Regions from separate parts of the Homo sapiens genome. Here all the other regions are linked to region 3. The links are chromatin contacts, found by Hi-C or POLR2A ChIA-PET in ENCODE. All regions are on one chromosome and are shown on one strand. The core of a region is the stretch at or near the end of the contact, and the rest is flanking DNA. Distances in the headings are between cores, read along the strand shown.

What was found. Hi-C counts contacts between places; a loop is a spot of excess contacts on that map. ChIA-PET counts read pairs that join two places held with the same protein, here RNA polymerase II (POLR2A). Pooled maps may share reads with other maps.
Region 1: a map of OCI-LY7 shows a loop between it and region 3 (2.8-fold over the local background). The contact joins the promoter of KCNA3 here to the enhancer-like site in region 3. A Hi-C loop is called at or near these places in 4 of 168 maps with a recorded cell type or tissue (CD4-positive, alpha-beta memory T cell, OCI-LY7, chondrocyte and 1 more), 26 of 37 single-sample maps with no recorded cell type and 12 of 50 pooled maps. POLR2A ChIA-PET finds 5 or more read pairs at or near these places in 9 of 52 experiments (CD4-positive, alpha-beta T cell, CD4-positive, alpha-beta memory T cell, OCI-LY7 and 5 more).
Region 2: a map with no recorded cell type shows a loop between it and region 3 (7-fold over the local background). The contact joins two enhancer-like sites. A Hi-C loop is called at or near these places in 1 of 168 maps with a recorded cell type or tissue (vagina), 6 of 37 single-sample maps with no recorded cell type and 5 of 50 pooled maps. POLR2A ChIA-PET finds 5 or more read pairs at or near these places in 1 of 52 experiments (CD4-positive, alpha-beta T cell).

Annotation. Positions count from the first base shown.
Region 1 is chr1:110,672,941-110,676,396 of GRCh38, forward strand. It overlaps KCNA3 (potassium voltage-gated channel subfamily A member 3), which reads right to left and starts at 2,000. Exons shown (of 1, transcript NM_002232.5): 1 at 1-2,000. The coding sequence starts at 1,869. The coding sequence ends at 142. RefSeq lists silencers at 1,736-1,835, 1,946-1,995, 2,066-2,125.
Region 2 is chr1:110,786,363-110,790,070 of GRCh38, forward strand. No RefSeq gene overlaps it. Among named protein-coding and RNA genes, the nearest start is that of CD53, 85 kb to the right of the region's middle. RefSeq lists an enhancer at 1,192-1,531. Within about 2 kb of position 1,434, at least 7 of the 41 ENCODE cell types and tissues checked have a DNase peak (open chromatin) inside an H3K27ac peak, as active enhancers do.
Region 3 is chr1:110,725,119-110,728,421 of GRCh38, forward strand. No RefSeq gene overlaps it. Among named protein-coding and RNA genes, the nearest start is that of KCNA3, 52 kb to the left of the region's middle. Within about 2 kb of position 1,718, at least 3 of the 41 ENCODE cell types and tissues checked have a DNase peak (open chromatin) inside an H3K27ac peak, as active enhancers do; they include OCI-LY7, where a contact is called at or near this core.

The DNA of each region.
Region 1 (3,456 bases), core at 750-3,249, 52 kb before region 3:
AGGGAGAATGAAGTGTGCTTTCCACTTCTTCAGGTCCTTTCCTTGATGAATGGTCTGGAAATGTATAAAACAAGGGCATAGGCAGACCAAGGGGGCACGTTCCACACAATACTGAGCACAGCATGTCACTTGTATCACATATTAAACATCGGTGAATATCTTTTTGATGTTGACACAAGAGTTGGGATTATTGTTCGTGGTGCAGGTGGCAGTGGAATTGCCCGTTTTGAAAGGGGTCTGGGGGAAAGCGCTATGGTTCATACCCCCCTCTTCGATCACCATATACTCCGACTTACTCAGAGTCGAGTTACTCCTTGCTTTTCGGAGCTCCTCGGCTGAAGAGGAGAGGTGCTGGCAACTTCCCACGTGCATGTACTGGGATTGCTCTTCCCCTTCTGTCTCCCGGTGGTAGAAGTAATTGAAGTTGGAAACAATCACGGGAACTGGCAATGCGATGGTCAAGACACCGGCGATGGCACAGAGAGATCCCACAATCTTGCCCCCTATGGTCACTGGGTGCATATCGCCGTAACCCACTGTTGTCATGGTTACCACTGCCCACCAGAAGGCATCCGGGATGCTGCTGAAACCTGAAGTGGGGTCGTCTGCCTCGGCAAAGTAGACCGCGCTGGAGAAAAGGATGACCCCAATAAAGAGGAAGAAGATGAGCAATCCCAGCTCCCGCATGGACGCCTTCAGCGTTTGCCCGAGGATCTGCAGCCCCTTGGAGTGGCGCGACAGCTTGAAGATGCGGAAGACCCTTACCAGGCGGATGACCCTCAGGATGGCCAGAGACATGGCCTGCTGTCCATTGCCCTGTCGTTCGGCCAGCTCGGTACCCAGAGTGATAAAATAAGGAATGATGGCCACAATGTCGATCAGGTTCATGATGTTTCGCGAGAAGGTGGCTTTGCTAGGACAAGCGAAGAACCGCACCAGCAGTTCGAAGGAGAACCAGATGATGCACAGCGTCTCCACCACGAAGAAGGGATCGGAGAAGCTGGAGGCTCCTGCGCGGGACCCCGACGTGCTGTTGCCGGCTGCTTCGAATGAGTCCTGCGACGTCGAGGCGGGGTAGTCCTTCTCGTCGCGGAACTCCGGCAGCGTCTCCAGGCAGAAGATGACAATGGAGATGAGGATGACCAGCACGGACACGATGGCGATGCCCCGGGCCGGCCCGGAGCTCTCGGGGTACTCGAAGAGCAGCCACACCTGGCGCTGGAAGTCGCGGCGGGGCAAGGGCCGCTCCTCCTCCCGCAGGAAGCCCTCGTCCTCGCGGAACTTCTCCATGGCCTCCTCGCCCAGCTGGTAGAAGCGGATCTCCTCGGAGAAAATGTCGATGGGCACGTTGACCGGCCGGCGGATGCGGCCCCCGGACTGATAGTAGTAGAGGATGGCGTCGAAGCTGGGCCGGTTGCGGTCGAAGAAGTACTCGTTGCGGAGCGGGTCGAAGTACCTCATGCGCCGCTTGGGGTCGCCCAGCAGCGTCTCGGGGAACTGGCAAAGGGTCTTCAGCTGCGTCTCGAAGCGCAGCCCGGAGATGTTGATGACCACGCGCTCCCCGCAGCAGTCCTGCTCGCCCGCGGCCGGCAGTGAGGGCGGCAGCGGCTCGTAGCGGTCGCAGCCGCCGCCGCCACAGCCGCCTTGAGGCGGGGCCCCTCCACCATCGGCCACCTCCGGCTCCAGCAGGTGGTCCCCGGGCACCACGGTCATGTCGGGCGGCAGCTCGCGGCCTGCGGCGGGCTCCGCGTAGCCGTGGTTCACCAGCGTGTGGGCACCGCCGCTGCTCGCTGGGCGCTGAGGAGGGTGGGCGCGGTGGCGGGCTGAGGGCGGCGGCGGCGAGCGCAGAAGGCTGAGGCGCTCGTCCATGCGGCGGGGAAGAGGCGGCAGCGGTGAGGCCAGGTCGCTCCTCCTCGCGCTCCCCGCCCTTTCGCCGCCTCCGCCCCCGAGCCGAGCCCACCGCCTGTTGCAGCCAAAGCCGCGATGCTCTGTCTGGGTCTGGCGCGGTCAGCCGGGCTCCCGCACGGGGACGCCTCCTCCCTCCTTCTCGCGCTCTCCGCCCCCTCCCCTGCGGGGCGCGCGCCCGCCTCCGCGTCCCCTTAGGATTCCCGCCCACCGCGCGGGCGCGCGTCCCGCTCTCGGGGGCAGCCGCCGGGCCTGCATTTCTTGCAGCCCTCAAGGCCCCTCGGTGTCAGCGAAAGAGCCCTCATGTTGTACCTCGGCGCCCCGCGGGAATGCCCACCCAGCAGAGCCGGCCCACGGGGAGTCAGGCTGCCGGCCCGGGCCCCTAGGCTCCGCCCGCTTCTGGTCAGCGCCCCTCGCCCCCGGCCCGCCTGGCCGCGTCCCAGTCGCCAGGGTTTTCGGCCCGTGGGCCGGGAGAGCTCCCGCCGCGGCCCCGCGGGCGCCGGCCCCCTGGCCTCCACACCCCTAGGTACAGCCCGGGGAGGGCAGGCGGGCCCAGTGTCCAGGGAGGGAGTGCAGGCCAGGCGGGCGCCCTGGGCCAGAGGCAAGCCTGGCGCCGGCATCCCAGGTTCCCTTGAGGGTCGAGGACCGCCAAACCCTGGGGAGGAGCGGGGGTTTAAACAATTTAGCTTCTGCTAGGATGCGAAGCCAAAGGGAGTAATGGGTGCTGATGGGCTTCGCAAACGGAGTCCGAAGGAAATGGATTGTTAAAGGCGTTCGGGCCCTGCTGCTTTAGTGAATAGTTCACACCCGTTTTCGCAGCGGAGATGTCGGCCACTGGGAAGAATCAAGGACCAAGTTTCTGATTGGGATTAGCAGTGACAGCCTGGTCTTTATCCACTACACAGGTTTCCTGTTGGCGGGGAAATAAGAGGAAAAATGGGAAAGGAAATTCACGAAGTCGAAGTTGTGTGGTTAGAAAGTCCAGCTTTATGACTCAAGCCTGTCGTGGAAGGGATGAGAGCAGGACCTGTACCTAGACTTTTTACTTAATATTTTGGCACTGCCCTTGTGGTAGGGAATTTGCAGCGCTCTAGTTGTTAAACTGGAAGGACATTCATTCTGCAACTTGTACCTCTTGCTTGATCTGGGCCCAGAGATAACTTACATGTATCTTCTTTAAACTTATTTTTCCAAATTATTGTGGTTACTTTGAACACAATTTGTTTCCAGAAATTTTAGCAATCTAATATAACTCAACCCTAGGCTTTAAAAAGTCTGTTTTTTATTGTATCATTCAAATCATTTACAGAAGAGGAACTATTGTCTAGACAGCTCCTCACCCACCCAAAGTTAGCTGACAATTCAATTTTAAGTAAGTGATTTGTGGTCAATACTTCCCACCACCACTCCCAACCATGGGGTTCTCTAGGGCACAGAGTAGGTCCTAGCCAACTTATATTTCTAGCAACTACCAAAGTGCCTTGTAAATGGTGGAGACTTGGTACATACTTGTCAGATTGAATTCCCCAAGGAGTGTCTCTTTGCGTTGCT
Region 2 (3,708 bases), core at 184-2,683, 61 kb after region 3:
ACATTCTCAGGTGCCAGAAATAAAGAAGGATCACAAAACTTAAGGGAGCATGGAGCCAAAGTTGAGTACATTCAGGGTACTCGATGTCAGGGTGATGAGATTTTAATGGCAACAGAGAGATGGTTGATGAGACCCAGGGCCTCTGCATGTTAAAGAGCTGGAAATGAACCAGCCATATACAGTTGGAAGTTACTGGTTTATGAAGGAAACTATGAAATTCCTCTGTTTCACAGCTCAGAGATACCACAAAGCAGCTTGATAGGCTCATGAGAAGATAGAAAAAATTAATGCAAGGAAATTAACCCCTCAAGCTGGTTCAGCATACATGATCTCTAAATTGCACACCACACAAGTATAGAAATCTAGAGTCAAGATACATTGTAAAATTCCTCTGGAACCAGTGAAATTCACAGAATCGCAGCAAAGGAATTTGAAACTGCCCCACAAGATTGTTCCCAGGTACCAGGACCTGAGGGTCTTCCATGGAAAACAACTCTCTTTCAAGAGGAGCTCATGATTTAAAAATATTGCAAGTCACATAAGGAAACAAACTGATTAGAGAGGGAGTGGTAGAGTGCACATACAAACAGCTGCAGTTAGTAGAAAATAAAAAAGGAGAGTCTTTAAGTCAGATAAGCTCAAAGAGAAAGAGAAAGGTAACTTCACAAAGCAAGAGGAGGACATTGTAGGAAAGGAGTCAGTAAATCGAAAAAGAAACAAATCTAAATTTTAGAAATGAAAAATATAGCTAATCAAATTTAGAATTAAATAGATGGGTTTGTAGACTGATCAAGAGAGAATTGGAGGAGAATGATGTCAGCAGGATGGCCAACTAAAAGCTTCTAGCGCTCATTTTTCCAACAAAGATAGCCAAATAACACACAAACAATCATGTTTTAATAAAAACAACTAAAGAAGAGTGGCTGAGTATGGCAAAGGAGTAATAGAAACCCCAGTGAACACGGAAACTGAGGTTGACCACACAGAGAGCAAAAGGAAACACCTGGTCTTCACCACCCCACCTCCCAACCAGAATCAGCTAGAAACCAGGAGGAACCTCTTTTTATGGTGCAAAGGTAGACAAGAGGATCCCAGTAACTGCCATCAACTCTTTGGACACCTACACTTCTCATCACTGGGGTCCCCCTGAAGTCCTCACATGCACTAAGTCCAGCTGAGGGAGCTGCCTGGAGTCTGCAAATCTGTGTTCCCCCCAGAGAAGGAGCTGCCACTAGGCCCCATCCCCTGTGGCCTGCATAGCTACTGTCTTACCCCATTTCGGAACTGGAACTACTGCTGGAGTGTCTTGCTCCAAGGGAGAGTAGCCATGGCTCTTGTCCATCCCTGAGGCTAAACCACCTTTGATCCATCCCTGCCCAGTGGCCTAACATCCCAAAGCCAAGCTTCAAGGAACTGTTACACCTTTGCCCATGGGGCTGAACAGCACCACCTACACCTCCTCTCTCCCCCTTCAGCTGGAGCTGAAGCTGCACACTTCCTCCTAAGAAAACAGTGCTTTAGCAGAATAGCCCCATCTACTTCTCTCGGTTATGGCTGTGCCCTGCCCCTAAGGTCCTGAACTGAAACTATGTGCTGCCTCTTGAGGAAACAGTGCCTTGGCAGAGCCCCACGTCTCAGGGAAATAGTGCCTGGCAGCCCAGAACAGCCACCCTCTATGCCTGAGCCTGAGCTGAAGTGGCACACAAACCCCTGGGGAATTGGTGCCCTGGAACCTGAGCAGCTCAGGGCTGAGCTGACGTAGTACCCCATGTTCCAGGGAAACATGGCAGTGACTGAGCTGAGACACTCTACCCTACAGGCTAACCTACTCTAATACCTTGCTTTCCTGGCATTAGACTAGTCTCCTGGAGTCTGAGCTGCCAAGAAAGCCCTCTCTCCAGGGAATGCAATCGTCACTGTGCTGCTCCCCTGACCCCCAGGGCCCAAACGACAGATGTGTTTGACCACTATGAAAACTTGCTGCTGCACCTAGCCTCACAGAGTCTGGGATACTACTGAGTCCGCCATCCCGGAGTCACCACTACATGTTGTCTCATCCCCAGGGACCCAAGTTTCCACTGAGCTCCATTGGACCAGGTTCCCAAATTGCAGATATACCTTGCTCTCTGTACCCTAAACTCCAGAGCTCCTTTTCTTCCCTGGAGTTGGATATACCCTCCACACAGGGGTAGACTCACAGCTAAAACCAAACTCTCTGGGTCCAAGCTTCTAGGGGTTTCCTCAGAGTCACAGATCCTGGCTCTGCAGGCAAATTACATCCAACCCTGCCATAAACAGTGAACCTGCACCTCAAGACCCAGATGCCACAATAAGTTCATGAGACTCTGTGGGAAAATTGAAAGTAGGAGGACTTCAAGCACCCACAAAGAAAGAATTTTAAAAATAACAAAAGAAAACATCAAGTCACGTATAAAGAATCCCCATTAGACTAACAGCAGATTTATCCTCAGAAATCTTACAGGCCAGGAGAGAATGGAATGACATATTCAAAGTACTGAAAGAAGAAAAAAAAGGCAGCCAAGAATACTATACCCAGTAAAGCTATTCTTCAGAAATAAGGGAGAGCCAGATTTGGTGACATATGCCTGCAGTCTCAACTACTCAGGAGGATGAGTTGGGAAGATTGATTGAGCCTAGGAGTTCAGATCAGCCTAAACAACATAGCGAGACCTCATCTCAAAAAAAGAAAAAAAAGGAAAAAGAAATAAAGTCTTTCCCAGACAAGCAAAAACAAAGGAAATTCATTACCACCAGACTGATCTTATGAGACATACTCAAGGGACTCCTATATCTGGAAGTGAAAAATGATAATCATCATTACGAAGACATGCGAAAGTATAAAATCACTAATAGACACACAAATGAAAAACAGAGAAGAAATAAGCCTTATTACTACAGAAAACTACCAAACTGCAATGATTAAACAATAAGAGAGGGAGAAAGGGACAACAGATATACGAAACAACTAGAAAACAATTAACAAAATGACAGCAGGTCTTACCAATCAGTTATAACCTTAAATATATAAATGGCTTAAACTCCCCACTTAGAAAAAACAGACTGGCTGAATGGATTTTTGAAAACCATCTAGTATATGCTCCTACGACATAATACTTCATCTGTTAAGACACATAAAGATTGAGAGTAAAATGATGGAAAAAGATATTCTCTGCAAACAGAAAGCAAAAGTGAGCAAGACAGTAGATAAAACAGACTCTAAAACTGTCCAAAACTGTAAAAAGAAACAAAATCATTAATAACGATAAAGGGATGAATTCAGCAAGATGATATAACAATTATAAGTATATATGCATGCAACACCGGGACACCTAAATATATGAAACAAATAATATTAGATCTAAAAGGAAGAGATAGAATCTAGTACAGTAAGAGTTGGGGACTTCAATTCTCCACTCTCAGCACTGAACAGATCGTCTACACAGAAAATCCGTAATGAAACATTGGATTTAAACTGCACTTTAGACCAAACGAACCTAACAGACATTTACAGAATATTTTACCCAACAGCTGAAGAATACACATTTTTTCTTTAGCACATGGAACGTTCTCCAGGATCGACCATATGTTAGGTCATAAAACAAGTCTCAACAAATTTAAAAGAATTGAAATCATATCAAGTTTCTTTTCTCAGCACAACGGAATAAAACCAGAAATCAATAACAAGAG
Region 3 (3,303 bases), core at 468-2,967:
CTTATAAGTTCTACTTCATGTTACTGCAGATTGTGACCCCCAAATGAAGTAACTTTTGCTGTTCCTTCTTATTAAAAATAATACATGCTCAATATATAAATAAAAATACAAGCAAAAAGAGTATTAAAAAGTCTGATAATTCTACCCACACAGACATAGCTAGTATTAACATCTCTCCATTAGCTTTTCAATGCAATGCAGCTATTATATCTATGTGTGTGCATGTATACATGTATGTATAATATTTTGCTGAGGGAGGAAGGTGGAAATAGCATATTAAGAGAGGGATGTGGGCTTTAGAATAGAAAAAATTCAGCAAGCCTGTGCTCTGTGAGTGTGAAAATAACCACTGGTGTCTACTTAGATTCAGTAGGGTGGGAGTCTTGCTGGAAATGCTTTTTAAATTTCTAGTGCCATAATCTTTCTTTCATCCAAAGAGGAAAAAATGAGTCTTTACGTATTTTTTAATGTAGCGATAATTATCATTCATCAGCATACTGCACACTCTTTATTTGGGTGTTTATTAAGGATCTATTTCATGCCAGACGCTGGAGTTGGCACTAAAAACAAGGATACGGTTACTGCTCTCAGTGAGTTTTCAGTCTGGTGGGGGACACACATGAGAAATAGCACAGGCAAAGCCCCTGGGTGCTGCCTGGCATGTCCCAGCACTCAATAAAAGCTCCCCCCAACACTTTTCTCCCTCTGCCGTGGTTGGGCACCATGCCTTATTCATGCCTTTATTCCTTGCAGCACCTAGAACAACATCTTGTGGCTGGCAGTAAATAGGTGGGCAAGATTATCAGATTTTTTAATACTCTTTTTGCTTGTCTTTTTATTTTTATATCGAGTATGCATTATTTTTAATAAGAAGAAACAGCAAAAGTGACTTCATTTGGGGGTAAGAAAAGTAAATAGGTTACCACAGTGCCATGTGATAAATGTTAGGAGGTGGGAACCACAGGATGCTGAGGAGCATTCAAGGTGGGGGGACCAAACCCAACTGTGAAGAATTCCCAGAAAAGGTGGTATCTATGCTGAGTCTTCCAGGGAAGGTCATAGTTTGTCAGGCCATGAAAATAAGGGGTAGAGAAAAAAATAATTCCTTGGAGAGGGAAGAACATGTGCAATGACTCGGAGGCAAAACTCTGTGTGGGGACTGCAGGTGCAGAGTGGGAGGAGCATGGAGTTGGAGGGGTGAAGTGCAGAGAGATAAGAGTGAGAAAGGCCTTGGATACCACGCTCATGAGTTTAAACTTTGTCCTGATGGTTAAGGGGAGCCACTGAATTCTTTGAAAAAGGGGGTGTCATTATTTGTGGGGTTGAATGTAAACAGCTGGGTAAATGGGTCTATACTTCTGGAGACAGATTTAAGCTGGAGATGTAGACTTAGGAGTTATTTATATACAGATGGGAGATGAAGTTTGGGGTGTAAATCAAATCCCTAAAGAAATCTATAATGAGAAGAGTGGCTGGAAACACTGACATTTAATGAGAAACAGAGGAAGTTGCCTGAGAAGGATTAGCCAGAGAGGTAGGAGAATAACCTAGAGATAGTAATGTTTGGGTACCAAGGAAAGAGAATTGTGTAGATACAGGAGGAAAGAATCACCAGCTGGGGAAAAAAGGGTCAAGTTAGATAATAACTAAAATGATATTACTTGAATTTGACAACAGGGTCATTGGTGGTCATAGTGAGAACAGTTTCAGGGGAGTGATGGGGTGGAAGCCAGATTGTAGTGGGTTGAAGAGTGGGGGTGGAAAGAGGAAATGAAGGTAACAAATATAGACAACATTTTATGAGGTTTCACTTCAAAGGGGAGAAAAGAAATAGTGCAGTAGCTAAAGTAAGACCTGTGATTGGAGGAAGACTTCATTATTTTAAGATTTAGAAAAGCTGTTCAAGCAGATTGAAATACTGATGGGAAGAAAGAGAAAGTGAAAGAGAGAGAGAGAAGATAATTCTTCCAAAATGCTTTCATATTTATTCATTTGTTTAGCATTACACAGTTCACTTAGGAGGCTATTAATCTTTTTTCCATTTTCAGGCAGAAAAACTAAATGAAACCCAAAACAATGAAGTGAATTCTCTAAGATTGTATGTCAGGAAAATGAAAGTGATAAGCTTAAACTCTGGGGTTCCAACAGACAGTAAAGATTCAGGAAGAAAAATGCATTTCCATCTGTAAAATCCCTTGAGCCCAGAGCATATCCAAGGTACTATGATCATCATGCCCCCAACTCCCCCACCCTCGACTGGGAGGGGAAGCCAGTCTTGTAGCTCTTATCAGACTGTATTGAGCTGAAGCTTTAATGAGCAGCAGCAATCTGTTATTTTCCTCTTGTTTGCCTTGCAAGTTGCTCTTTTAATTCACATCAAGAGAGGGAGAAGGAGATGAATATTAAAAGCGCACATCAAGGGACTGAGCCAGCCAGGGAGACAGGGAGCTCTTCAGTATGCAGGGACAGAAGCAGGAGTTTGATGTGAGACAGGAACCATTGCCCTGGAGTCTGCTCCGGTGTCTGACAAGCCTGCCCTTGGGAAATGTTGCTCACTAGAGTTGCTCTGGTATTGGGAAAGGGTTGTTTCTGGAATTGTCTGCACTGTGGGCTTGGCTGACTCTAGAATGACAACAGAAAGAAAGAAACTATTTCTGAGACTTTGAGAGAATAATTTATTATGATGTAGAAACCAAAGTGTGGGGGAAGAGTTTCTGTAATGGGACATCTGACCTAAAAAGAGCAGTAAGTCCCACTGGTCTCAGATGGTTTGGGTGTAGGAAAGATGGAAGGAAAGGGTCTCAATGTCAAGAGTACCAATATTTTTTTTAGTCTCTATTCAGTAGTGAGGCTCTGATTCTCCAAGTTAATTTCATAAAGTGGTGAAAATCCAGAGCAAAGGCCAGCAAACATTTGGGAATTGTTTGCTTCAGCTGGTCCAGATGACCCTATAAGGGACTTATCTTCTCTATAATCTGAGAACTTGGAAGAATAAGAGCTTAATAAGGGTGCATAGGAGGTTAATCTTATCCCCAAGTACTGCAATAAATGCTCACCATCAGAATCACACAGAGGTTTGTACTTGCTAATTCAGCCAAAGTCAGTTCTTGGGAAGACCTCAGGGTTATTGGCTGACTGTAATGGTGTAATGGGTAAAGGCCAGGATTGGTTGATTGGTTGTTAAGGGTAATAATTTTGTACCAAGCCCAAAATTATACAGGGCTGGCATCTTCAAGTTCTTGCACTGTGCATGGATTTGGTAAATTCTTAATAAATCTTTGTTAAATGAGTGAATAAATAATC